Linked DNA regions of Homo sapiens: regions 1, 2, 3, 4, 5 and 6 are each linked to region 7. A link is a loop called in an ENCODE intact Hi-C map of the cell type or tissue named here. Cell type or tissue: A673. All regions are shown on one strand.

The links. A loop is a pair of places that touch in the nucleus more often than their neighbours do. Peaks named below come from ENCODE experiments on the same cell type or tissue, not always from the same donor. Only the 100,000 strongest peaks of a DNase experiment are listed, where the experiment ranks them.
Region 1: a loop joins it to region 7, with 6 times the contacts of the local background. A loop is called at or near these places in 10 of 110 quality-filtered maps.
Region 2: a loop joins it to region 7, with 11 times the contacts of the local background. A loop is called at or near these places in 87 of 110 quality-filtered maps.
Region 3: it touches region 7 in a loop (5-fold over the local background); 8 of 110 quality-filtered maps call a loop at or near these places.
Region 4: a loop joins it to region 7, with 5 times the contacts of the local background. A loop is called at or near these places in 3 of 110 quality-filtered maps.
Region 5: a loop joins it to region 7, with 14 times the contacts of the local background. A loop is called at or near these places in 46 of 110 quality-filtered maps.
Region 6: a loop joins it to region 7, with 5 times the contacts of the local background. A loop is called at or near these places in 49 of 110 quality-filtered maps.

The regions. Positions count from the first base shown.
Region 1 is chr3:34,100,886-34,104,885 of GRCh38, forward strand. No RefSeq gene overlaps it. Among named protein-coding and RNA genes, the nearest start is that of LINC01811, 56 kb to the right of the region's middle. In A673, no CTCF peak of the experiment used is centred here; a DNase peak (open chromatin) is centred at 1,596; H3K27ac peaks cover 2,388 bases.
Region 2 is chr3:33,881,888-33,885,887 of GRCh38, forward strand. No RefSeq gene overlaps it. Among named protein-coding and RNA genes, the nearest start is that of PDCD6IP, 85 kb to the left of the region's middle. In A673, CTCF peaks have their summits at 1,729 (motif pointing right) and 2,522; DNase peaks (open chromatin) are centred at 1,784 and 2,464; H3K4me3 peaks cover 323 bases; H3K27ac peaks cover 2,874 bases.
Region 3 is chr3:33,914,403-33,918,402 of GRCh38, forward strand. No RefSeq gene overlaps it. Among named protein-coding and RNA genes, the nearest start is that of PDCD6IP, 120 kb to the left of the region's middle. In A673, a CTCF peak has its summit at 1,569 (motif pointing right); DNase peaks (open chromatin) are centred at 1,599 and 3,739; H3K27ac peaks cover 4,000 bases.
Region 4 is chr3:33,952,940-33,956,939 of GRCh38, forward strand. No RefSeq gene overlaps it. Among named protein-coding and RNA genes, the nearest start is that of PDCD6IP, 160 kb to the left of the region's middle. In A673, a CTCF peak has its summit at 2,204 (motif pointing right); DNase peaks (open chromatin) are centred at 1,802, 2,232 and 3,492; H3K4me3 peaks cover 317 bases; H3K27ac peaks cover 3,618 bases.
Region 5 is chr3:34,273,036-34,277,035 of GRCh38, forward strand. All of the region lies in intron 2 of LINC01811 (long intergenic non-protein coding RNA 1811), which reads left to right. Among named protein-coding and RNA genes, the nearest start is that of LINC01811, 120 kb to the left of the region's middle. In A673, a CTCF peak has its summit at 2,331; DNase peaks (open chromatin) are centred at 2,384, 2,976 and 3,496; H3K27ac peaks cover 3,939 bases.
Region 6 is chr3:34,258,898-34,262,897 of GRCh38, forward strand. The region is part of intron 2 of LINC01811 (long intergenic non-protein coding RNA 1811); the gene reads left to right. Among named protein-coding and RNA genes, the nearest start is that of LINC01811, 100 kb to the left of the region's middle. In A673, a CTCF peak has its summit at 1,895 (motif pointing right); DNase peaks (open chromatin) are centred at 1,904, 2,354 and 3,214; H3K27ac peaks cover 4,000 bases.
Region 7 is chr3:34,681,951-34,685,950 of GRCh38, forward strand. No RefSeq gene overlaps it. Among named protein-coding and RNA genes, the nearest start is that of LINC01811, 520 kb to the left of the region's middle. In A673, a CTCF peak has its summit at 2,117 (motif pointing left); DNase peaks (open chromatin) are centred at 751 and 2,061; H3K27ac peaks cover 1,729 bases.

The DNA.
Region 1 (4,000 bases), 580 kb before region 7:
ATCTCAAACTATTTTCTTTGTTCAAACATAAGAAGCAAAGCTCATCCATTCAAGTTTTATCATGAGATTGCAGCAATTTGGTCATATTCTTAGGGTCTACTTCAGATTCTAGTTCTCTTGCTAATTCAAACACAACTACAGTTACTTCCTCCACTGAAGTCTTGAACCCCTCAAAGTCATCCATGAAAGCTGGAATGAACTTATTCCAAACTCCTGTTAATGTTATTTTGACCTCTTCTTATTAATCAAGAATGTTCTTAATGGCATCTAGAATGGTCAATCCTTTCCAGAAGGTTTTTGATTTACTTTGCCCAGATCCATCAGAGGAATCACTATGGCAGTGATAGCCTCACAAAATGTATTTCTTAAATGATAAGACTTGAAATTTGAAATTACTCTTTGGTTTATGGACTGCAGAACAAATGTTGTGTTAGCAGGCATGAAAGCAATATTAATCTTTTATATCTTCATCAGAGCTCTTAGGTGAGCAGGTGCATTGTCAATCAGCAGTAATATTTTGAAAGGAATCTTTTTTTTTTCCCCTAAGCAGTAAGTCTCAACAGTGGGCTTAAAATCTTCAGTAAACCCTGCTGTAAACAGATGTGTTGTCATCCAGGCTTTTTTTTTTCCATTCATAGAGCACAGAAAGAGTAGATTTAGCATAACTCTTAAGGGCCCTAGGATTTTCAGAATGGTAAATGAACATTGGCTCCAACTTAAAGTCACCAGCTTCACCAACCCCTAACAAGAGGGTCAGCCTAGCCTTTGAAACTTTGAAGCCAGGCATTGACATTTCCTCTCTAGCTATGAAAGTACTAGATGGCATCTTCTTCCAATAGAAAACTGTTCCATCTACATTGAAAATCTGTTGTTCAGTGTAGTACCTGTATGAATTGTCTTAGCTAGATCTTCTGGATTACTGGCTGCAGCTTTCACATCAGCACTTGCTGCTTCACCTTGACTTTTATGTTATGAAGATGGCTTCTTTCCTTAAGCCTCATGAACCAACCTCTTCTAGCTTCAAAGATTTCTTCTGCAGTTTCCTCTCCCCTCTCATCCTTCATAGAATTGAAGAGAGTTAGGGCCGTGCTGGAGATTAGGATTTGGCTTAAAGGATTGTTGTGGCTGATTTGACCTAGCCAGACTACTAAAACTTTCTCTCTATCAACAATAAGTCTGTTTTACTTTCTTGTCATTCATGTGTTCACCGGAGTAACAACTTTAATTTTCTTCAAGAACTTTTCCTGTCCATTCACAACTTGTCTGTTTGGTATAAAAGCCCTTGCTTTTGGCCTGTCTTAGCTTTCGATGTACCTTCCTCCTAAGCTTAATTATTTCTAGTTTTTGATTTAAAGTGAGAGATGTGCAATTGTTCCTTTCACTTGAACACTTCAATGCCACTATAAGGTTATTAATTGACCTAATTTCAGTATTGTTGCATCTCAGTGACCCAACTTCTTTATATGACTTAGTCAAGCAGGTTTTAATCAATTCCCAAATTAAACTTCACTGTTTGATGCAGAATTATATGACTCATTTTCTATTTTAAGCCAAGCATGCTTATTTCCTGAACCGTATACTTTTGTGCGTCCCTTGGCGATGCAAACAATTTCTGCAAGGGGGAATCCCCTTACATAAGGCTGACATATGCTTTTATTTTCTGCTACCCAAGATTATGTAATTCAAATAGAACTTAAGGGAATGCACCTTAAACACATTTAGGCACAGAGTAAAGCAGGATTGAGTGAAGAGCGAGCTCAAATTCATGGAAAAACAAATAAAGAGATATGTCATCCTTGTTTTGAGGTTGTGGGCTCATGGAAGTGGTGACATTTTCCAGGGAGGGTAGAATTGTGTGGAAGGGAGAAAACAGGAAGGGATTAAGGATTTTCATGTATATTCCAGGCACCATAAAGATGTCATTTTATTTAATCCTCATAACAAACTGTATGAGGCACTAAATTTACACACAAGGATGGTGAGGTTCAGAGTGGGCAAGTGATTTGTTCAATGTCTCACATAGTTATTAAGCAGTGGAGCCAAGATCTTAACCACGTCTGACTTCAAAGATCACACTTCTCCTAGAATACTATCAGGAGAAGAACGAAGGATTTAGAACAAATTTCTAGAGGATTCCTGTTCTTGGAGGACATTAGGAGATATAGCTATGTATCTAAATAAACACCCCTACCTGATTTTTTGTTCTTATAAAGTGAGGAATGCCTCTTGATGTGCTTCACAAAATTTATTTTTAAAAGCAAAAGACTTTTTAAAAATTGTAAATGTCCACTAAACAATGTTTTAAACCGAGGGTGAGAAAGATGGTGAAGAATGTCCCAAACCCACAGCAAATCAAATTTATTCTTGTAAATTACCTATAGGTAAAAAACAGTATTGAATAACTGAGTCAGTCAGATCTGAGTTTGAATTCTGATTGCTCCTGACACGTTGAGTGGCCTCAGACACGTTCTTGAACCTTTCTGAGGCTGTTTCCTCATCTGTAAAACAGGAATAATAACACCTGCTTTGCAGAGTTGACACTTTTCAGGGACAACAGCTAAGCTGTCCACAGATGGTGATTCCTTCCTTTCTCAGAAGCAAGTCTTCTTCAAATGCTGGTGAAAGCATGAAGAGCCATTTGGTAGAACATCAAAAGAAGGCGGAAGATAAACTAATTGTGCTCCCTGAGGAGTTTCCTTTAGGGGGTGATTTCTGCACTCTTATCTTATCTGACACCTACTGTTTTCCCTGCTTTCCCCTTTCCTAGCCCTCTTTTGTTCATTACCACTTCCACAGAAGTGGAGCAGAGAAACTGGGGAGACAAATCAATAAATTAGTGTTGCTCTATTTTAGCTGTAAGGGAAGGTTTGGTGGACAGTGTTTTATGTGTTTGCTTGAATATTTTGGACTGTTTGGGTTTCCCTTTTGGATTTTCTTCCTCATCTCCATCAGAAGCTGTGTGAAGTACACCTGTGCCCCAGTAGGCTGGGGGATGGAGTGGGATCCACCAGATAGACAGTGGACTCAGAAGTGGGGAGGACTCAGCACCACGGCCCAGGTATGCATCTACTCACACAAGGCTGGTGGAGTTTCTTGGGCCTCTCTGGGGGTCTTGCCTGTGGGTTCCTGGCACTCAACCTGCAAGACAGGGCCTGGTCCCATGTAGAATCTAGTGCAGGCTTGGACTCAGGAAGAGGAAGAACACCAGAAGTAAGAGAAGGGGGCTTCTGGGGTATTTGCTGCATGCCCATTTTAGGGGCTTCCCGCTTCATTCTATACCCCAACCTCCTTGACTATTCCTGTTTCCTTAACAGTCACACTTTCTCCTTCCTAAAATCCCTTTCCTACTTTCTTGCCAGCCTAACGCTTACTCATTCTTCACAACTCATCCTGGGCATTATCATCCTTAAGATGCCTTTGATACCTCCTCCTGGACCCTTTTTCTAGGTTAGGCAACTTGTTCTGAGGCTCTTGGTGCTGGACCTCACATTTTTCTTGGTTTCCATTACACTAAATTCTGAGACTCTGTTGACACATTAGGGGAAGGGATTGCAACTTGTTGATCCTAAACCCCTCTCTTTCTCTGTGTTTCTGAACCTGACCCTTGCTCTTTACCTCTGCTATCATCATCCCACTGAGCTCTCCCCATCTCTATCCTAGACTGTATTGGACTTTTACATTGTCCTCTGTCTTGAACCTCATATCTGTTCTCCAAACGAACCACCAGAGTGTCCTTCTAAAATATAGATTTTACTGTGCCACTCCTCTACTTAGGTGTTCATGGGCTCCCTCATTCCTGTAAGGCGCTGCATTAGCCTGAGTCTTAGGTCGGGTTGTACCCGAAGCAGACCCTAAGACAAAGAACCAAGTGCAAGTAGCTTATTTGGGAGATGAAGGAAACTTGAGAGGGGGTGGGTATGTGAGATAGGGAAGGAAAGGCAGCCAATATAGGGTGTGCTGGTGACAGAATATCACAGGGGCAATAGGAGCTTATTCCTGA
Region 2 (4,000 bases), 800 kb before region 7:
GCATACCGTCCTTGGGGATTGGTCCTGACAAGGCCACTGGGACATGTGGGGAGACATGGGACATTTCACAGGGTGTTCAGCCATCAAGAAATCTTGCAGTTGATGTTAATGGCTGAGGAGTGCTTGGGGGCAGGAATCCAGGGTGGGCCTAAGAGTAGTTGGTAGTACACCACTGGTGCTCCTTCCTAGGGGAGACTGCTGCCCTCTCTGTGTGTGCTTTCATGTGGAGTGGGGAAGGTGGTGCTTGTGCCGGCTGGGCAGTGGAGCATTTCAGACAAAGAGGCATGTGTTGAGGGGTTCAGAGGTGAGAAGGGGCAGCAGGCAGGAGACCTCAATTAAATGTAAAAAGCCTCAAGAAATTGTAAGCACAGGAGAGCAGTGGTCAGATGAGGGTTAGATAGCTCAGCAGGGAGAAGGAGTACATTTGGACTTGATGCGGAATTCCTTGGCAGATTAGAGGCTTATAGAGAGGGGTCTGGGTGCTCCATCCAGGGCGTCCTTTGTGGGCCATGGGTGCTGTGCTGTGGGAGTCACTATCTGTGGCTGTGGGGCCTTCAACTGACCTTCAGTCTTGCCTACTCGCTGCCTCTCCCAGAGGCACGGATACAACAGGGAGCCTCCCTGTGGACTGGCTTTTCTCCCCAAGCCGTGGGGACCCATGGGGTCTTCTGGGAGGCAGTGGTGGCCTCACCACCAAGCAGCCGTATGACTCTGGGCAAGACTTTTGCATCTAAGCCTCCATTGCCTCACTGTTGAAATGAGAGTAATAATCCCTTCTTGAGAGTGGTAGAAAGCTGAACAGACTGGCCCTGGTAGGTGCTCAGACACTTGGCTGTTTTAATTATTCCTAGTACAGGCAAACCTGCCCCCACCACCCCACGCTTGTGGAGACTTTGCTGGGTTTATTGGCCCTCCTCTGCCCCCAGTCCTCTCTACACTTTATTTTGCTGAAATTCACTTCAACAGGGGGATGTTCAGCCAAGACAGGACAGAAGCTGGTGCTCCTGACTTTTTTGGATTTGCTTCAGCTGGATACAATGTTTTGGGTTGACCATTTAATTCAGATTTCCTAGTTCTCACACACCTTGGAGGATTTTTCCCCGGAAATACTACGAAAGTGGTAACTTCGCCTCGTGTAGAGAGACTGCTCAATGAATAAATTAAGCTAGATTAGAACAGCTGGGTTTCACCAAGCCCAAGGGGCCCAGGAACAGAATTCAAAGGATCAGTGAACTAGAGGGCCAGGCATGGTGGCTCACACCTGTAATCCCAGCACTTTGGGAGGCCGAGGCTTCAACAGCTCAATGAACTAGAATGGGAGATTAGAGCTTAACTTTTGAAATTTAGAATTTCCTTCAGTTATAAATAGCAACAAACCAACCTTTGTAGTATTACCAGAAACTGAGACTTTATTTCTAGAAATCTCAGCTTTTCACATATTGTTACAGCTGCCACTGATTTCTCAAAATGTCATTTATGCCCATCATAAAGGAGCATATCATGAATTTATGGTAATTAGACCTGCCACTAGGTCTTGTTATTTACTGTGTTAAAAAAGAACATCTATCTGCATAGCCCCCACTTGTTTCATAATTGGATAAATTAATTGAAATGCAATTAGTTTTCTTTGTAATTATGAATTTCGGAAGAAGTCCATAGGCTTCTTCTGACACTAAAAAATTGATAAACTTCTAGACATTGGAGAACTGGAAGGATAAAGTGGCAATTCCCAGTTTAGCCACAAGAGGGAACTATTTCACAACTTATGTTTAGAAAGATCATAGCTGGGATTTTTCTTATTTCCTCTTAACTCGTTCTAAAATTGGTTCGAATTTTCTTCTTTACTGTTAGCAGTGTAATTGGGGTGCTGTGATGAGGCTCTGTAGCGGATACCCCGCCAAGAGCTGAAGCATCCCTGTCTCATGAACCCAGGAAGACGTGATATGAAAAAGTGAGTCTCCCAGGCACTAGATGAGAATGCCAAGTTTAGTGCCCCAGCTTGTTTGCTGTCTTCCCCCTGCCCCCTGAAACCTTGTAGAGCAGAGACGATACCTCCTTTTTTATTCTCATAGGAACAGTTCCTTCTTCAGGTTAGAAACACAGCTGAAGGTTTTCCACGAATACAGTGGCTGTTAGAAGAATGTGTTGTTTGTGTGTATGTGTGGGAAGGGGGCAGAGGCAGGGTTGGCGTGGGAGGGAGGGAAATGAGAGCTTTAGAGGTGGAGAGAGGCTGTGATCCTATAATAAAAACCCGAGGACCTGGCCAGGCCTTCCACTTGGTTATGCAGTGGTTGCCCCTAGGGCTGATTTTAATGGGAACAATTTCACACGTTCCCTTGTCGTTTGGCCACATCAGCACTTAGGTCACCGTATATATTTAAGTGCACAGAATTGAGGTCTTAGAGTGTCTAATTGCAAAGGGCGGCAGCCACTTTCACAAGTCAGCATCCTACGGAGGAGTAGCTCTGCAGTCCCTCACTTGCCCTGAAGTAGGTCAGGCTGGAGTAAATGCAGCAGATGTCCACGTGGGCGCAGTCGCGGCCACAGAACACAGTTCTGAGTTCAAACCTACTTGTGACTCCAAAATTAACATTTGTTACACTGTCTGCCTCTCTGGCCTTTAGGGATTGTTGCCTGTTTTTTTTGTCCCCCAATGTTAGTTATGAGCAACATTGAACAACTCACTGTTGAAAGCAGGGCTTTACAGGCTCCATCCTAAATGCTGGGGCCAGGAGAGAACCAGCCGTAAGTGCTGTGGATCCCTAGAGCTCACAGGATGCTTGGCACGTGTTGGGTAAATACAACCCCTCTGAATACGGTCCTTTCAGGTGTGTCTACCGTGTGACCAGCAAGTTGTTGATCTTCTCTGAGCCGCAGTTTCCTCATACATAAAACGGGAATTCTTTTACCTCAGGAGATTGTGGTGAGAAGTAAGGAAACAGATAGTATACACAGTTAGCACCGTGCCTGGCCATTGTTACTGAGGATCACAGCTTTGTTCCTTAAGCATATGGTGTGCATGGGACAGACAAATAGTAGCCAAGAGCATGGGCTGCTGGTGCATCCTGCCTCACTTTATGGCACTGGTGCTGCCAATAACCTGGTGAACTTAATAACTGCTCTTCATTAAAGTGCCAGGATTTATTTTGTGAGATGACAGTGTGACAAGTTGGTGCAGAGCATGGGCCCTGGAGCTGGATGGCCTGGGCTAAGTCCCAGATATGACTTATGGCTGCAAGACTTTAAACAAGTTCCTTAGTGTCTCTGTCTTTAGTTTCCCATCTTTAGAGTAGGGACCATAATGGTACTTTCTGCATAAAGTTATTATGAGTTAATGCATGAAAAGCACTAAGAATGGTCCCCGGCACATTAGCAATTACTCAAAATTATGAGCTATTATTATTACTGTTATTGTCCTAGACAACTTGCTAAACATTCTCTGATGACAAATTTCAAGAGTTGTGTGAATCTTCTAGACAGTCTAGACCAGTGGTCTCATGCTTCTGGAACCTGTTTCCTCAACATGCTAGGGTAGTGGGGTGAGGATGGGATGGGAATGGATGAACCTGGGTGGTACGGTGGTGGGGGTGATGGTGGAGGTAGTTGATCAGTGGCAGTGGGACTGTGGTGGTACCACGGTGGTGGAGTGATGGTTGGGTGAAGGTCGGGTGGTGTGATGATGCCTGGGTGGTTGTAGTGAGGTAGTTGTTGGTGCTGTGGTTGTTTCTGGGGTAATGGTGGTGTTGGTGGAATGATGTGTACTGGTGGTCGTGGGTAGTCATCATTGGTGGGGTGACGTGAGGTGGTGGAGTGGGTGATGGAGTGATGGTCAGGTGGTGTTGGTGGAATGATGTGGACTGGGGGTGGTGCATAGTTGGTACGGTGGGGTGGTTGGTGTTGGTGGAGTGGTAGGTCGGTTGGGGTGGCTGTTTGTGATGGTGGTGGAGTGATGGACAGGTAGTGTTGGTGTTGTTGATGGAATGATAATGAAGGGTTGGTG
Region 3 (4,000 bases), 770 kb before region 7:
AAGAATTAATCAGAACAATGCTAATGTATTCTCCTCTCAGTGCTTCTAAAGCTTTAGATCATGGCTGCTTCTCAGGCTGATTATGGGTTCAAATAACAAAGGGATTTAGCAGGCAGACAACTCTTTCTAGCTATCAGATTGAGGAAGCTGGAACTAGGAATGAACTTTGTTAAAAAAGTTTATAATCTTTATTCCTTTATGTGGGAGTTTTAATACAGGTTAGTTTGGGCAAGATGACTTGAATAAAGAAAACAAGCTCTGTCCTCCCTGACTCCTCACACTGTCAGCTCCTTGGGGCCTCAGCCTGAGAACTGAGCAGGATTGCCTATCACCCACCACTGTCCTGGGCGACACCCACTCTTCATGGTGTCACCTCAGGGCCCAAAGCCCCCAGAGCTGGGACTTGACTACCCACTTCTCCTGCCCAGTGGGTAGAAGCAAGGAAGGTCTTGCAAAAATAAAAGCTGTGGCCATCAAGTAGAGGGGCGGGGGAGGAGGTGTGCGAGCAAGGCTGGAGGACAGCCGCCGCACCCCACCCCCCCATGGGTTATCAGTTGTTGCATTCCCTTGGAGAACAATTTACGACTGAGGAGGCAGGTCCCAGAGGCTTCAGCAGAAATCAAAAGGCAGCAGCAGTTATTACCTCGTCTGCTCCTCACATCTCTCCTCTCCATCTCCCAGCTTTTTTTAATATAAGGGTCTGCTGTTGTGGCCTCGAGAAGCCCCTGTCTATTCTCATACTCATCATCTCTCGTAGAACAAAGTGACAGTCAAGGGCAGTGCAACGGGGGACTTGGTGGTTTCCTAACAGTGAATCATAGTAATAGTGAGCCACTCAGTGCCAGCCACAGGGCTAAATTGTTCCATGTGTATTATCTCGGTCAGTTGGTCATTATTGTCCCCATTTTATTAAGAAGAAAACTGAGGATGAGACTACATTGTAAGTGGTGGAGTCGGATTTTAAGCTCCAGGTGCAAGTACTTAAAACACTCCCCTCTGCTGCCCACTACGGCTGCAGGCTTCCTGCACACTCCAAGCTGTCTGCAACAGGGTTGTCCTGTGCACTGTGTAGGGGCCACTGTGCTATTTAAAGACAGAACTGAGGCTCTTTTTGAGTACTTAGCTGCTAATTAAGTGTTGACGAGTCTCTGTTTCTCCTTTAGCTCTTTGTGTTTCAAGCACAGCCTCTTGTCCAGCAGCATGGACACTGCCTGGAAGCTTATTAGAACTGCAGACTCCTGGATCCACCCACCCCAGGCCTGCTAGATCAGAATCTGCATTTTAACAAGGTCCTCCTTGGTCCAGTGTACCATTTGAGAAGCTCTAGAGGTGTTTTTGCTATACAAAAGCTAGTTCAAGGGCTTCTTTCAGAATGGGGGCTGGGGCAGATGCAATACCTAGAAGTCCCATGCTGGTGTGTCCCTGTTGTCAGAAACAACGATTTCCCTGCAAGGGATGGGGAAAGCCAAACCCAGTTTTAGTATCTGTTTCCAGGGCAATGAACAAAATAGCCCAAAGAAATACTCTCAGCAGCTCTCTGAGTTAGGCAGATCTGCCAGTGTGCAAACGCTAGATGGCAATGGATGGCCAGGCACGAGCGGGAAGCAGGCATAGCTCTGTCACTGTCAAGGGGCAAGACAAAATGATAAAGGCAAGGTGCCGGGGGAGGAAGTGCGCTTGAGCACAGTTGGGTTGTGAAGGGAGATTGTTGGGATAATATTAAAGAAACTGAGACTTCACCAGCAAGTCTGGGAAGGTTTTTTTGTGGAGTGAGAGATTTGGGCAAGAGTGATTGCTTCTTTTTTGCCTCTAGCTATGTTAAACACACCAGTCTCCCCACAGGGGAGGGATGTCAGCAGCTGGTATGGTGAAGCTGAGGGAATTAAGCATGGGTCAAAAGTTCCTAATCTACTCCCTGAGGTCAGGGAGGCAGTGGCAGGCATTCTGCAACATTGGTTAGTGAAAGCTGGCCTGAGGGAATGAGCACATCCTTTCCCACCACGCCCTGTGCTGGCATGATATGCCCACATGCTGCCCCGGTGCTCGTGGGTAACACCCTCATGCCTCTTAAAGACTTGGAGGTGAAGTGCTTGGATCACAGTCCTCTTGTGTCCAGCTGTTTGGCTGAATCTGGGGTGGAAAAAAAAAAGCAGAATTATCCTGGCTCCTAAATTTCTCTTTTCTTCACCCTCCACAGATTCCCTGGGACTAACTTGTAGGGTGGAGCCCTGTTGCACTCATATTGGAGAGGCTGGAGTCCATCTTTGGACTTGAGGGACTTGGCTTCTAAGAAAACAAGGCAAAGGGAAGTTTTGTGAAATTCCCCAAATTGTAGGGTCACCTTATAGAGCTGGCCTCTTTTATTCTATGGTGGTTGGTTCCGGTAGGACCCTCTCATTTGGTCAGTGGAGCCAAAAGTTGAAGAATTTTGTTGGACAGTCGTTGAAGAAAAAGCCATGTTTTCTTGACTTGTTGGTGAGAGTGCTGCCTGAAATATCTTGGAGTCATGACAGGTGGGTAGAGACACATTATTCTTAGAGATTTCAGTGTTTAAGTTCAGGATCTGGACTTTTGCAAGTTATTCTCTTTCTCTAAGCTGAATTTAGGCTTGGCTGGACAGCTGACCAGTGCAGAAGTCTACAAGCCTATAGGTAATAGGGTTCAGAATTATAGGATGGATGCTAGAAATTATTCTGTCTCTCTCTTGCCTTGTTCAGATGGGAAAACTGAGGCCCAGAGAATTCCATTTGGTTTATTTCAGCAAAACATAGGCAAGTGCCCACTCTGGGCCAATCCCTGTGCTGGAGATCTAGGTTATAACGAAGAGTATGAGACACAGTACCTATTAGTATATGGATTAGTGATCAGCTTATCCATCTAGCTTATGATTCAACTTGTAAGCCCAGGTCACCTGGCTGGCCTGCTGGTGAGTGATGAACACAGGCATAGACTATGGAAGGATTCATTCCTTCTTTCTTCTCTCCCTCCCTCCCTCCTTCCCTCTCTCCCTGCCTTCCCTCTTTCCTTCCTTTCTTCATTTTTTTTTTTTAATTCTGATGATATTTTAAACCTTGAGGGCTTTGCATTTACCGGGTGGAAATGAGTAAGCAGCAATATTAGTGATTCCAAGGACATGTTTGATCACTTTTGTCCTTCCCCAAAGGCCTTGATACAAGACATAGTGCTTTTAGACCTGAGGAAGCAAATTTATTTATTTTTTAATTTATGGGAACTTGCTTTAACTTCTAAGAGGGGGAAAAAACCAAGCTAGTACACTTAAAGGCTTTTTTTTCTTTTCTTTCTTTCTTTCTTTTTTTTTTTTGCTTGAGGAAATACACCTTCTGCGATAGATAAACTCAAAAATACACCCAGGAAGATGCTGTCCAAACTGCAACCCAACCACAATTTACAGTGGGCTGCCCTCATTCTCCAAGTTCTATTTCTTTTCTTTTAGGGTGTATTACTTGAGTAGGTTTTGTAGGTAGAAAGAAATGGTGAATTAAAAATAAAGATGTTACCATCTTTTCTGGAAAATTGCTAGTGAATGGCTGCATCTATTACACAGTGGTATGCAATGATATGAATATCTCAGGTAAATAGACCCCCAGCCCTCCTCACTATTGTGAAATCTGGTAAAGGCTACTGTTTGGGCTTCTGTGTCTGTGCTGACCAACAGGAAGAATTAGGGGCCTAAACATCAGGCACTTGAAGTTTGCATATAATTGAGCTTCCGGACCTCTAAAAATCTTACATTTTATTCACAAACACAGGCATCTGCTACTAATTAAAGTATCAGGGTATAATTATACCCTTTCTTATTAGTAGATATGGAATCTGACAGTTGCTTAGATACAAAATAAGCAAGTGCAGATTGCGTTCTGCATGCTCTTCACAGGCTAGGGAGACAGAACAACAGAATTTTCAAATGCTCTGTGTAAATGAGTCTTGTTGCCCAGAAAATGTGAAGTTCTGAATTATCATTGGTAAATTTGCCTAGGAA
Region 4 (4,000 bases), 730 kb before region 7:
ATGCTTGTATAACTATACATTTGTATCTACTTATATTTGTGGTCAATTTTTATATATGTTTCATGTGTGTTTCAAATGGATATATAGCCTGTAATGATTGGACGTAGGGTTCTGTATGTGTATATCAAGTATTGTTTAAACCTTATTTATCTTCACTAATTTTCAGTCTGCTAAATCTATACATTACCAAGAGACATATGTAAAAGTCTTCTACCTGATTGGATTTATCCAGTCCTCCTTGTAATTGTTTTTGCGTTATGTATTTTGAGGCTATGTTGTTATGTAATACTGGTTTGAGATTAAATGTTCCTTATGAATTGTTTTCTTTTGACATATAGAATATTCTTAGTTATTCCTTATAATTAAGGTAACTATATATATCATTTTTCATCCAAGCAGAGACATTTTTATAGTGCAAAGGGACATGAAAAATAATTGATAGATTTTAATTGATCTATAGCAGGTATAAACCAGACTCTCCTGTGCAAACGAGGATGTTGGGTCATCATATTTATGACACTTGTGCTTATGGTGAGTTTTTTCACATGTGTTTTCATTCTTTTATCTAAGCATAGCTCCATCAGGGCTGGTTGATGCTGTGAGAATCTCAAGGGGTTTGAGCCATGGAAATATCCCCTAGACTGGCTTTGCTTTTGTTTTTGAAGATACCTAGGGGACCACTGGCTCAGGGACAGTTCTTCAAATGATTTCTCTGGATATTCTCACAAATGTGGGTAGTAAAAATCTAGCCTCTCAAACTATGCAAAGCACAATCTCTGCAGCTTTGATACCTAACAGGACACTCTTTTCACCCTGAGTCTGAGCAGAAACAAGTTTTCTTGTTCTATGCCCTAGTGGGCTTTTTTCCCTTCCCACTGTGCCTGCAGCATTTAGAGGGTGTTGGTTCTAAAGGGTCTTTGTTCCAACTCAACACCTTTCACAGGCCTTGTCTGCTATCCTTCCTCTGGCAGTTTAAAAACCCAACATCTAGGTTGTTATTTGGTCTAATTCCCTTTGTTACTGCATCATCAACCCTCCCCTTGGCTAAGAGACCTGTTATAGAAACACAGCCTACTGAGGTCAGCCAAATGGGCTGGATGCTTTGGGCTTCACTTTGCAGAAGAACAGAAAGACACAGGAAAGGCATTGAAATTTCAGTCGTTCCATTTTCCCTCCAGCCTTAGCTTTTATAAGTGGGATAGAGTAGAGCAAATGCCTAATTTCTTATTTTACAAATAATGCAGGCTGCTTTTCCACTGGAAGGTAAAAGTCATTACAGCCAGTTTAGATATCACATAACAATTTTCTCACTCTTCTAGTCTGCTGGAAGCCTTGTGAGGAGAAAGAGATTGGGGCAGGTGGGTGAGGACCAGATCATGAGGGGCCACAGAAGCTGTGCAAAGGAGTTTATTTAGATCTGCTTTTTCCACTTAAGCAATTTATGACACCCTCCAACTTTATCTTTTGGCCAAAAATCCTCAAAATCTCCCAGTGTTAACTTAAATGATTGCATTGTGATTTTACCTAAATATTTACAGCTATAAAACCTGGTTTAATGTCGTTACATTTATAGCAGCTATGCAACTATGAAACCAAAGACAATTTACAAATTTAATACAAATAAAACTGTAAAACTAAACAAAATAAAATAAAAAAATTAATTCAATGTGTCAGATCACGTTGTTTTGGAGAAATCAAATTGTCACGCTCAATATGACAATGATCCTGCTATTGGACAGATTGTTTTGAGTTTGACTTGTACTGCATGTCAGAGATGACTCAACTCTTCGCCATTGTTGTCTATTCAAATACTGTGAAACCTTAATTTGGGCAGTGACATGAAGTACTTCAACCTTCATTTGGCCCAAGCCCATTATCTATTCAGCGTTTATTTCCGGACTTTCTTTCGTTAACCTGGAGAAATTAAAATAGTACTACCTGGTGCCATGTGGTTATTAACAGATGCAAATGTGGGCAGTAAAATGTCAGTTTAGTACTTGGTTTTAGAGTGGAAATCCAGATGATTCAGAATATAATTGTATTAAAAAATGTTAATACCATTGAAACGAACAGAGGAAAACATTCTTTTAGAGATTTTAAAGTCCTCTCGAATACACCCGAAGACCTCCACAGCTGAGATCTCAAATATTTTCCCAAAGATAACTGAAGTGTTTCTGATACTTCAAGTACAAGACTAGAAGGTCACCATGAGAGGGCACCACAGTGAAGGCAGAAGAGTGAGTGGTCTGCAGCAAGATGTCCTAAAGACCAACAGGGACTATGCTGAGGTTGGCAGGGGGTATAGCAGTAGATAATTGTGGTGTTCCCCTCAGACCCCCTCTTTAGGCTGATGCAGCTGCTGGGAATATCTGGTGTTCATGGTTCACAGCTGTGTCCTTCTCTGGGACTTGGCTTTAGTGACAGAGATCTTCCTTGCCCAAGGTTATGCCCCTTCCTGTGAACCTGCCCATGACCAGTGACTTGCTGATGTGGAGAAACAAAGGCCTCAATCTCAGGCAACATTGAAGGGCCATGAGAGCTCCAGAGCCCCCCATAGGATCAGCTGAGGCCTCAGTTGCAATTGCATTATGGGTCAGCATTGTCCTCACTCCCTTACAGGTGTAGCTCCTGAGAGGTCTCCCAGTAAAACAGCTGCATACCATTACTTATCTCAGAAACTGATTCTATAGTACCCAGTCTAAGACAGATGTTGATGGGACATGTGATAGAACAGATGGGAGCATACACTGCTGTATCCCCGGTACTCAGCACAGTGCCTGGCACATCACCGGCGATCTGTAAATCCTTGTTGAATGAGTGAATGAATGATAGATTTGAAGAAGCCAGGGATAACTGTCACAATCCTGGCCTTGGATATTGATTAGATGATGGGGTTATTGGGGGGAATATGATAAATGTAGATATTACAGGTTCTCTGATTTACATTTATTGCCTAATCCTGTGCTTTCTTTTTATGCCTGATTCCATACCTTCCCCTGACCCTCCACTATCTCCCCTACACACACCCTGTATGGTTTTCTTGAGGTGGCTAGTGTTTCAGGGAGTTTCAAATGAATTTTGAGACTGTGTCAGTAAGAATTAAATCTGTTGATGCCACCCTGACATTCCTATCTAATAACCTATAGTTGAGATGCTAGGTTTTCTGTTTTTCTGCAGGTGTCTGTGAAGTGTGGCAAATGCTCAGGAGTGATGAGTCCGGGTTTAGAGGGGCCTCATTGCACATAGATACATAAAATGAGAATAATTAAATTGGGTGAGGGGAGGAAATGCTTGGTTCTCTGATTGTTCCAAATTTCATTTCCGGAGGTGTCCAGGGAGTGCTTTCATGGTGGAGACAGGAGCATTACCATTTTAACGAGCCCAGTCTCCCTGTAGTTTATGGCTTCCTTTCACCCATGGCAAATCTGATGGGCAATTGCTTTTCCTCTTAAGGTGGCCTTTCTGGGATCCAAGATTAGGTCAGACACTCCTCCCCACTGTCAGGAAGCCTCATAAAGCCTGTTATGGCTCCTTCCTTTAATTGGAATTCCAGGCCATTAAGTAGTGGCCTAATTTGCTGCCATGGATTGTTTCTCATATTGACTTTGCCAAAGTAAGAAGCAAACCAGATTTGAGTATAAGTCTCCTCCTATGTTGTGTTACTTAAAGCGTCAGATTTGCATTTCTAAAAGAGAGAATAGTTGAATATGCTTTGGGGGAGGGGCCTAAGGAGTAGAAGTGGAGACACTTTAGTCAAACAGAATTATGGAAATGTAAAGGTAGCTGGGTATCGGGAATCAAGTATCCTCTGCTTTTCACTTTATACTTTTTAATCCCAGAGGTGAGGTCATGAATCTAAAGTCACAGAGTTGACTTAGGGCAGAGAGTTAAGCAGAACCTGGGCCATCTGGGTTTGCCAAATAGGAAGGCTTTGTAGGAGCTGTGAGGTTTCTCTTCTCATGACCGGCAGAACAGTTTCTGTTTTCCATCGGTAGAACGG
Region 5 (4,000 bases), 410 kb before region 7:
CCCATGGACCACATCATCCTAAGGTCCAGTCCAGTTGGAAAAATGGAACGGTTTCTCTTAGCATTTCCAACAAGTCTTGAGATTCAATCTGATTGAACCAGCTTAGCTTATAGCTTCCCTACTGAAGCACTTAGTGTGTCTAGTGCATAGGCCTTGGTTACACACCCCTCTGGGAGTTGAGGATGGAGCCTCCAGGTCATGCAAATTGAAATTGATGAGGATGGATTCTGCTTCTCCGCCTACTGCCGTTCCTGCCACTGGTACCCACCAATGAGGCTCTTCCTGAAGGAAGAGGAAACCAACATTAGGACGTTTTACAAAATGGCCACAGCAACAAAAATCCCAAGGATAAAGGGTTTTCTTCTCTTAAAAATCTGTGTATTTTCAGTTGGGTTGGCTGTCTGATACCTAAGAATTATGGCAGAAAGCAAAGCCCCTCTAAAACTACTCAAATATTTAATTTCTGATAAGTGGACTGTGCTTCCCAGTCAGCATATAATGAAATTAGAGTATACAGGGCCAGAATTCAATTGGTTGACATGTATGTATCTGAGAAGGTCGTGTGTTTTAGTTAAGATACATTAGTGGTGATAACAGATAGATTCATCTAGTCTCAGGCTTAATAAGACAGAAGATTATTTTTCATAAGTGTGAAGTCCAAATGGATGATCCTCATTGGTGGGTTACTCTCCTTTAAGTAACAATTCAGGGGCCCAGTTTCCTTTCCTCTCTTGGCTCTGCTGTCTTCAACACTTCTGCCAAGATGACTGTGAAAGTGAGAAAAAGAGTTATGCTTTGGATGATTTTGTGTGGGATACATCTTCGACTCCTATTCTGTTGGGTATCACTCAGTCATATGCCAGGACAGGAGATGCTGGGGATAAACTCTACCCATGGGCCTAGGAGGAAGATCTGAGTTTGGGGAGAGGCTAAGCAGTCTCTGGTCCTGAGGTTTTATCCATCTTGTTATTTGCTCATGTCCTGTTAGGAGTGGGGGATGCTAAGATAGCGGCACTTAGATCTCTCAGAGCAAGGCTGGTTGTGAAGATGGCTTTCTTGGACAACGGCAAAGGAATGTAGAGATTTTGGATCAAAGCCTCACAGTTTTCTGTAGTCCAATCCCTGAGGAGAGGAGGAGACCAGTTTAGGGAGGGAAAAGAGGACATAAGCGGCTGTGAGTGAAGGAAGCATTTCTAAGATTAAATGCTGATGGTGGGAGGAGGACACTTAACAAGATGTCCTCCATGAATTTCATCTGATGACCCATTCGTCATTGTCCAAGGAGTCCTAGGAAACTGGGCTTCTCTTTTCAAGCAGTTGTACATCCAAAAAATAAGTCTCATTCAAAATCTTAAATTATTTACTGCAGCGGACCTAAAATTCTATCAATTATTTATAGCAAGGAAGTCCAGTAGGTCTAAACTTAAAAACTCAAATACACACTGCAGTCAATTAGTAGTGACTGCTTGGAGTACTGTGTTGGGAAGGATTCTGATACTGTATTCAGACTCAGTATGAGAGGAAACTGTAATTGATTATTGGTGTCTATAACGAGAATTGGAGGTTGAAGTAATGGCAGTAAAGCACCATGGTTTCCATTTACAGTTTTTGAAAACATGGTAAACAGAATTGTATTTGAAATATGCAACAAAGCATTCTCGTATCTTAGCCTGAATTAGTTACTTTCTTCTTCAAGATAGCTGGGGTCCTCCACTTTAAGGGGAAAGTGAGTTTTAAATTGGAGAAGTAGAAACAGGTAATTTTGGATCTGGAAGACTTTGGAAAGGGAAGCAATGAGCCTGGGAGGCACAAAGAGGTAGGGATCTCAGATGGTTCTTTTTACCCTCCCACATTGTCCCCTCTTCTCTGTATTGCTCTCTGCCCTGGGATGCTGATCTACATAAACTGTCTTAGTGGGCTCCCATGCCCTTTGGCTTCCAGTTAGGTGGGGACAATGGGTAAACCCTGTCCTGGAGAACAGGAGGAGGGAAAGGCCAGATTATTTTTTTCTGCCTTCTTCTTGCCTCCGCTCTCAAGCATCTGGATGTAGCTGTGCACTCCATGGCCATACCTCCTATTGTGTGGCCCTTCCCCAACCCAGCTCTCACTGAGCTCCAGTAACACAATTTTCATCTCTCGCCTTGACAGCCCTAGGGGTTTGTAGTGGTGTTCTGCTTTGCTAGTCTCTGAATGTTACAACACTTCTTGTTGATTTCTTTAGCCTTTCCCACACCTCTGTAAGTGGTCCCTTCATAAAGTCTCTTGATCTGCACCATCCATCTAAAATGAATCCAGGGTCTTTGGGAATCTAGATGGCGAATGAGAATTTTGGTGATTCAGGGAGATACTAAAGGGACCCTGAAGGAGGCAGAATTTGTTTAGTTTAGCCCCATACTAAGAGTCATCCTCCTTCCCTACTCTTTTCTAAAAACTGGATAAGTGACATTTCTCTTGGAAAAAAAAAATGGAACCTAGGAGTAAAAGGAGGCCTGGGAGTGTCATTTCCTCAGTATTCCAATATTTATGCCTAGCACTTTTGGATGTGAAGATGAGTGGGATAGAGTTGAGTGATATTATCTGGTCCTGGGCAAAAGGTTCTAAATATTAGTGGATTTGACTCTTAGATTTGGTCAGTTAAATTGAACCCATTGGCACCCTCAGATATGATTCCTAATCAGGGCTGTCTTTAGGGTGGATTTTATTTAAATGATTAAATTTAAATTTAAATAATTTAAACTCCCCACTTTAGAGTGAAGTGTGGGGTCCTCCGTCCATATGTATCCTGTAGATGCTGCTTCTGGAGTGTCATTTCTGGCTCAAGATGCACTTGATGCCAATTTCCATGTGGATAATAACACTGGGGACAGTCAAACCCACACAGCATAACCTGGCCCTGCTCTCATGCTCTAGATTCAGCACAAAGTCCACAGGAGGAGGACATTCTCATGGTACTGCTGCTGAAGGCCACAGGGGAGCCAACACAGGGGCCGGGACTTTACAGGGGGTAGCTGTTTTGGGAAACAGAATGTTCTTGCCCTTCTTTTTCCTCCCTCCCTCCCTCCCTCCTTTCCTTCCTCCCTCCCTCCCTCCCTCCCTCCTTTCCTTCCTTCCTTCCTTCCTTCCTTTCTTCCTTCCTTCCTTCCTTCCCGGATATCTGAACAATGCTATTTGCAGAGATGCCTGGCCCTTTTCCAGACCTTCTCTGATATTTTAGTGTATTCTTTGTTTGCCATTTAATACACAGTAAATTTATTTTCTCATCTTTTCCACAGGTTTTGAAATTTTATTTTCAAAATTTGAAATTAAACATTTTGAATAAACAGTTGAAATTATATTTTCAACATTTAACTTGGGAAGCAGGAGACCTGGTCTTAGACATTGCTGTATGACTGTGAGAAAATCAATTTTCCTCTCTGGGTTTCTGGTTTACTTCTATGCAAAATGACTGAGTATGATTTCTAGCACTCTGTCATTGATGGCATCATATGATACTTTGCTTTGAAGCTGAGGCAGAAGTGACATGTGGAGACATCTTCCCATGATTGGTGGCTGTCAACATTCATCTTGGAGAGGTTTCATGGGGGATGAAGACTCAGACTGCCCAGAAGGAGCATAGACAAATGTTCAGAAAGCAGTGACCCTCACACTGTGCTACCTGGTAACATAATCAGCTGTTGATTAATTAAGGGAAGAGAAACAGAAAACTGAAATCTACAGATAATTTTCAAGCCTCATCTTCAGCAACAATTTCAACCTCCTCTCTGATTCCATTGAATTTTTAATATTTTTTTCTTTGTTTTCTCTTAGGACCAGAGCTGCTAACAAGGAAAAAATTGACTGATTTAAATTTCATCTTCTTTAATTTTCTCAGCACAGGCTGTGGTAGGAGTGCTAATGAGCAATGGAAAGACAACAAGGGCTCATCAGAGGGGTGAAAAGAAAGGCTAAAGAGGCCAAAACCCCTGTCTAAGTGGTGAAATTATAAAGAGTGAAGGTCTGC
Region 6 (4,000 bases), 420 kb before region 7:
GGGAAGAAGGCATTTAGGACTGAGTTAGAAGATGGCATTACCTTGGTACCCTCATCACAATTTCAGATCTGGCCCTCCCCCTACAAATGCAGAAATACAGACCCAGCCATGAACCAGAGTTCCAGGGATGCAAATATGCCAAGGAGCTCCCAAGAGACAAAGGAACTGAATCAGTAAGTTAGTTTCACTATAGGAAATAGATCCCTTTAAACTCAGGGTGTTGGAATAGGCCAGGCCAGGACATTATCTCCCTGTCTCCCTGTGAACAAACCTGCAGTAGATAGCATAGGCCAGTGGTTCTCAGTCTTGAAGAGAATCAAAATCACCTGGAGGATTTGTTAGAACACAGATGGGTGGGCCCCACTCCTGAGTTTCTTCTGATTCAGTAGGTCTGGGATGGGGCCTGAGAATTTGCATTTCCAACATCTAATGCCATAGATCCAGGGACCTTCACTTTGAGAGTCGCCACTTTAGGTTAATATGGGGATTACGTAAGGAGGGGAACTTGGCTTCAGTGATCCCCAAAGGCTGGGGATCTCTGAAAAATCTGGACATTTGATCAGCTGAATATATATCACATTGCTCCTGCTCTTTTTTCACTTGTATCCTTCTTGCAAAACTAACCAAAGCAATAAAAAAATTCACAACAACAAAAATGATCCTAAACAATAATATCAAGCATCACAAAAAAGATAAGTAAGAACAAAGCTGTATCCTTGGTGTTGTAAAATGGTTTTGCATCGTATTTTTAGTTGGAAGTAACCCCAGCTCAAGACCAGAAACTCCTCTGGTATGGTCCAGGTGGGCTAGATCTTTGCCAGCAAGATCCCCAGCCCAAGGGCCTGGAGGTGGATCAGGTAGCTTGGCTGCTCAGAGGAAACCATGCCAGGAAGCTGGTGTGAGGATGAACCGCAATCCACACCTGTTTTCTCCTCAGCACAGCTGTCTCCTAAGGCATGGACACCTCACCATCTGTGCCTTTAACATGTGAAACACATTTTAAAATATACTATTTAATTTAAAATGATATTTGTCAGCTCGCTGCTGTGCCAGCTCCCTCTGCACAGAAGTGTTGCTGACAGAGCTTTAGTACAAAGAGAAGCAGGCCTGCAGGGTCAGCTGGCCAGGGACATAGAGGCTGGGCAACAGTGTGGAAGTTCATGGTGAAGCTGGCAAGCTTTTTATAGCCAGCAGTCATACCCTCACCTTGTCCTCCGAGACCTGGGACCCTCTAGAGGTCCAGGGTTACACAGTTTAAGGTATTGATGTTTCCGGAAGGAATGGCACCTTTGAAACTCTGTGAATTTCTCCATTCTTTCTCCTAACTGCAGTACAGATCCTGTGGGTAAATATTAATCAATCAATATGTCTACCTAAGAAAGCCCCTAATAACACATGAGCTACTATTGCTAAGACACATCCTCCCTGAAAGCTGTCCCAGTACTCCATCTCAGAGCTAGGATGCACCTTCTTCTTTCAAAGTCCATTTTATGCCTCTGTTCAGCCAGTTTGCTTCCCTCCGTTGTGGAAATTCAGAGGATTTTTCACAGCCTGGGTATGACAGACTTGTTCCCACTGTGCTATGAATTCATGCCTGCTCAGACTGCACCACCTTCCCATAAGGAGGTGTTAGGGGTGTCATCTGGGCTTTTAGCTCTGTTGTCAGCTTCGAAATAAATTGTAACCACAATTTGTAGCACAGGGAGGTGGTGAGGGAGGAATGGAGGGAGCAACAGAGAGATAGCTGAATTGTGGACAAATATGCTCTCTGATCAGTTTCTAGAAAAATCTTCCCAGGTAATTGTGTGCCTCAAGCCTAGGGTTGTTGTACATGGATTTTCTGCAAATTTTTATAGCTCATAGCCTAACTTACAGTTTGAAGGGAGAAGGGCCACCAGGTGGGGCTAAAGAGAGGCTTGTTTTGGATGAGGCAGAAGTCCACAGACTTATTTTGTTGTCTTGGAAAAGAGTTTACTTTTAATATCTTAAAATGAAAGTTAAGACCTAGTAAGTCTTTGCAGTTCATATTTCTTCTGCAGAAATGGTCCCTGCTTTTAAGAGTATTAAGCATTGTACCTTTAATCTCAAACCAACTCTATGCAACCTGCCTTCCTGCCTTCCCTCCTTCCTGCCTTCCTTCTCTCCCTTTGTCCCCCCTTCTTCCCTTCTTCCTCCTTTTCTTTCCTCCTTTTCTCCCTTCTTTTCTTACTTCTTTCTTTTCTTCCCTTTCCTTGCTCCTTCCCTCCCATCCTTCCATTTCTCTTTTTCCTCCTGCCCTACCGCCCCCTCATTCTGATGTAATGATTCATTTATCTGTTGAGACAATCCAATTTGCCTCCTTTCCACCAAGCACTATTTCAGGGAGTAGCTATGAATAAAACCCCTTGGATTCTGAAAGGAAGGGCAGAGCAGCTCACTGTCTCATGTCAGAGTTCACTGCTCTAGACTGATTAGCATTATTACTTCAGAGAAATGCCTTCAGCAAGATTCCAACTGGATATTTGTATAGCATTTTCCAGGGAGATATTAACAGTTCTCAGAATAATCTGGTAGTTTGATTTCACTGATGTACTTGTGATTTGTCCTTTTCTGAGAATTTGAACTTTTTTTTCCACTTTAAAACATAATAGAATAGTTTTACATGTCATGCTTTGAAATGTAAATATTTTCAAGTTCTGAGTGTACAGATAATAAATAATGCTCTAAAGTTTTAGATTAATTGGTAATTAATTTTTGCAAAGAGCTTTGAGATGGAAAGTGCTGCATTTCATCATGTCAAATTAGCATTGATTACAGAGATTTTTAAGTTTAACACCATGCAAATGCTGGCTTTTTCAGACTTATAAAATTGTATTTCTAGAACAAAGGGGTGCTTCTTTAGAATCTTACGTCAATTGTTGGATAGATGAGAGAATCAATGACCTTGATGAACATAGCAATCAGTCTGATAGCGCGTGCGCGCGCATGCGCACGTGCACACACACACACACACACACACACACACACACACACACACACTTGAGAATTTTGACTGCATTGGGAAAACAATTCTGCATCACATTATGGGCATTCTAGAGTGTGGAAAATGGCAATGAAAAGTGACTCATTGTGGCAGCCCACAAATCCACTCTTCCTCACACATTGAATGAGATAATACAATTAATTGAGCACATATGTTGATTCAGCCTTCAAAGGTTAAGAATAACCAGGCAAGAGCCATGGGAAGGCAGACAAGCCCTCAGGAAAGTACCTTACAAAGTGGTGACAATGAGCACAGACCATGATGCCTCATGGGGACAGCACCAGCTGTGGAATCACAGAAATAAGAATCACTATTCTCTCATCTGCCTACTGCCTACGTGACCCTGGGAACAGTTACCCAGCCTTCTTGAGTCTGTTTCCTCTCTGAAAGATGAGATCACAAGACCTATCTCGGGGCTGTTTTAAGTAAATGAGGTAAATGAACATAGCACTCAGCATAGTGCCTGGCACATTTTCCATACGTGTTATCCTATGGCTAATGATGCCTAGGGACACCCAGGGAAGGTTTCCTCAAATTGTCACAGGGGATGAGAACCCTTCAGGGTAAAAGTGTTTGAGACAGTAAAACACAATTTATCCAGCAATAAAAATAACACACTTGCATCCTGCTTTGGAGTTTACAAAGCACACAGTTATACCTTCATGGTGTCCTCACGACTTCCTTGTGAGATCAAGACAAGTAAAATTTTCCCAAAGCAGGGATGAGAAGGCTGAGTGATTTGTCCACCGGCAAACACAGCCTGAAATCCAGATCTTTTGATTCCAAGCCCAGTGCTATTCTGCTACATCCTTGCAGGTACCAATAGGCATCCCAGGGTGTAAAAGGAAGGAACCAGGGTCATCTTAGTCCTGGGGTAGAGAAATCATTTTCTCAGAGAGAGAGAGGACTGCCATATTTCTCGTTCTATGAGTAGTCAAAGAACCATTCTTTGGCACACACACACAGACACACAGATGC
Region 7 (4,000 bases):
AAGCCAGACGCTGATCTGGTTGGCTTAGCAGGAGTTGAGGAATATAAGGACTGAGACAGACTGGGATCCATCTCTCTAGGCCTCCAGGAACCCCTGGTCTCCATGAAAGTGGGAGGCCAACAGATGGACTTTATGGTAGATACAGGTGCTGAACACTCGGTGGTGACATGGCCCATTGGGCTGCTTTTTAAAAACTATGCTACTATAGTTGGGGCAACCAGACTATCAGAGAAAAGGCCTTTCTGTCAATCCAGAAGGTGTGTCATTGGAGGACAAGAAGTCCAACATGAATTTTTATATTTGCAAAATTGTCCAGTGCCCTCGTTAGGAAAAGACTTGCTCCAGAAATTGTAAGGACAAATCTTTACACCAGAAGGGGACATGACTCTAAACCTAGGTCAAAGAAAAGCCATGATAATGACCCTTACTGTCCCAACAAGAGAGGAATGGAGACTCTATGAGAGACGCAAAATTTGTAAAGATGCATTTTGACAGTGGGGAAATGAGGCAATATATGAGGAATTATTTCTCAAGCTGCCAGGGGTCTGGGCAGAAGACAATCCCCTGGGGCTAGCCATAAATCAGGCGTCCGTAGTGGTGGAACTGCTGCGGGGCAATTACCCAGTGTGAATCTGTCAGTATCACATGCCAGTAGAAGCCACCCATGGGATTATAAAGCATATAGACTGGCTCCTTAAATTTGGATAATAGAAAGATGTGCCTCTTCTTGGAACACTCCATTGCTACTGGTGTTAAAGCCCTCTGGGGATTACCGGCCACTACAGGATTTGCAGGCAGTAAATAAGGTTGCAGCTACATTATATGCCATTGTGCCCAACCCATATACAATGCTTGGGCAAATTCCTGCTGATGCTGCTGGGTTTATGTGCTTATACATAAAGGATGCATTATTCTGCATTTGACTAGCTCTTGAAAGCCAGGGCATCTTTGCCTTTGAGTGGAGCTCATCACAGTATACTTGGACCAGGCCTCCCAAGGATTTAAATGCTCCCCAACCATTTTTTTGAGGAAGCACTAGCCTCAGACCTGAAGGCTTTCGTGCCACCAAGTGACCGCTGTGTCCTCTTTCAGTACATGGATGATTTATTGTTGGCTGCACCCACAAAAGAAGAGTGCTTTCAAGGCACAGAAAGCCTCCTTCGTGTTCTGTGGAAGGCTGGCTATAAGGTATCTAAGGAAAAGGCACAAATCTGTGGCCAAAGAGCAAGGTATCTTGGCTTTAACATCTCTCAAGGGCAGTATGAGCTTGGACTTGAGCAAAAAGGGACTGTGTGCGGCATTCCTTGACCTGACACTAGACAACAAGTGTGGGAGTTTATAGGGGCAGCTGGTTTCTGTTGCATTTGGATTCCAAATTACTCGCTCTTGGCAAAAACATTGTATGAGGCTACCAAAGTGGGGGAAAAGGAACCCCTCCTGTGGAGGAAAGAACAGGACATGGCCTTCAAAGAAATCAAGAAGGTTTTGATCCAGATCCCAGCATTAGGACTGCCAGACATGATAAAGCCTTTTTACCTATATGTCCATGAAAGAAAAGGAATAGTTACAGGAGTCTTAGTACAAACACTAGGGTCATGGTATCGGCCCATGGCATATTTGTCCAAGCGACTGGACTTGGTGGCTATGGGATGGCCACCCTGTTTCAAGGCATTGGCAGCCACTGTCCTGTTAGTGGAAGATGCTAACAAGCTCACATTTAAACAAAGTTTAATAATTTGGATGCCCCATGCAGTCGTCACCCTGATGGAGCAGAAGGGTCATGGCTGGCTTTCTAACACTAGGATGTTAAGATATCAAGGGTTTTTGTGTGAAAACCTGTATATAACCTTGGAGACTGTGAATGCTCTAAATCCAGCCACACTGCTGCCAATAGAATGGGTGGAGCATGGAAAGTCCCGTTGTGTGGCCCAGGGTATCACTGTTTTGTGGAAACAGTGGATGAAGCTGAAAAGACTTAAAGAACCAGCCCTTAAAGGACCCAGATGTTGAATACTTTACTGATGGAAGCAGCTTCGTATCTGAAGGAAGACTGGCTGGATATGCAGTGGTAACACTGAATTCAGTAGCCAAAGCCTGCCCTCTGCCGGTTGGAACTTTGGCCCAAAGAGCTGAGCTAATAGCTCTCAATAAAACATTGCTCTTGGCCAAAGGAAAGTCGGTATACATCTATACTGACTCAAGGTATGCTTTTGCCACTCTGCATGCCCATGAAGCCATATCTAAGGAAAGAGGATTATTAACAACTGAAGGAAAGGAAGTCAAAAATAAAAAGGAAATAGAGCAGCTCTTAGAAGCTGTATGGGCTCCAAAAGAAGTAGCAGTCATCCATTGCAAACGGCATCGAACAGGAGGAGGTGATGAGGCTAGAGGAAAAAGAAAGGTGGACAGAGAAGCCAAAAGAGCTGCAATGACAGACGTAACTAAGAAGGAAGAGGAAACCCTTACCACGCCCTTACTGGAGCTTCCCCTTACAGAACCCCCTAACTACTCCTCTAATGAAAAGGCTTGGTTTGAGCAGGAGAGCAGAAGTTACCAGAAAGGAAGTTTGTGGAAGTTCTCAGATGGGAGACTTGCCATCCCAGAAACAATAGCTCCCCAGTTCATAAAGCAATTTCATCAAGAAACGCATATGGGAAAAACCGCATTAGAGACTCGTGTAGGATGGCATTTCTATGTGCCGTGCCTAACTGCCATCACTCGAGCTCTTTGTGAGCAATGTTTAACTTGTGCCCAAAACAATCCACAGCAGGGGCCAACATGGCCCCCAGGGATTCAAGAAACTGGAGCTACACCCTGTGAAAACCTGCTTGTGGACTTTACCTAGCTGCCTCGAGCCAGAGGTTACCGGTACATTCTAATGTTTGTCTGCACTTTCTCAGGGTGGGCCGAGGCATTTCGCACCAGGACAGAGAAAGTTCGGGAAGTAACCAGAATCTTATTAAAGGACATTATTCCTAGATTTTGACTGCCTCTAACTTTAGGACCAGACAATGGCCCAGCATTTGTGGCAAAAATAGTACAACAGCTAACGCAGATGTTAAAAATCAAATGGAAACTGCCAACAGCTTATCTATCGCCCACAGAGTTCTCAAAAGTTGAAAGAATGAACCAGACACTCAAACAGCTGTTAAAGAAGTTTTGCCAAGAAACTCATCTAAGGTGGGATCAGGTGCTGCCCATGGTCCTTCTCCGAATCAGGTGCACCCCTACTAAATTAACTGGGTATTCACTCTATGAGATTGTTCAGCCGACCACCCCCTATCATAACTCAGATAAAAGGAGATTTAAAAGAAATTGGGGGATTAACCTTAAGAAGGCAAATGCAAGCCTTAGGTGAGGCCGTGCAGGAAATACAAGGGTGGGTAAGAGAAAGGATACCTGTTAGCCTCACAGATGCAGTACATCACTTCCAACCTGGAGACTCTGTCTAGATCAAATGATGGAACCCATCCACTTTAAGGCCTTTATGAGATGGTCCCCATATTGTGATCTTGTCTACCCCCACTGCTGTTAAAGTTTCAGGTATCACACCTTGGGTTCATCATAGCTGGCTGAAACCAGCAGTAGCCACCTCCCAGGACCAGTGGACCAGTCAACAAAACCCAGACCACCCGACACGGCTGATCCTGCAGTGAAACCAAGCTGCTGCTGACAAGGACAACTGCCCTGCTCCGACCACACTGGAGGCTGGTCGGTCCATGCATGGCTGAAGCTTGAGGAAACATGGAGCCTTGTTCTAGTCACACAACTGGAAGCTGACTAGTCTATGCACAGCCAAAGCCTGAGGAAGTCAACAATAGACAAGAAAATGTGGATTAAATTTACAAACATAGTTATATTCTTACTTGTACTGATTGTTTTGCTGTCATGATATCTTTGCAAATGCTGCCAAACTTGTTATCCAGAAGGGTGCCCGTGCATAGTATAAGTAAGTTTAATTATATTAGTAATACTGAAGCCACTGACACTTTCACCTATG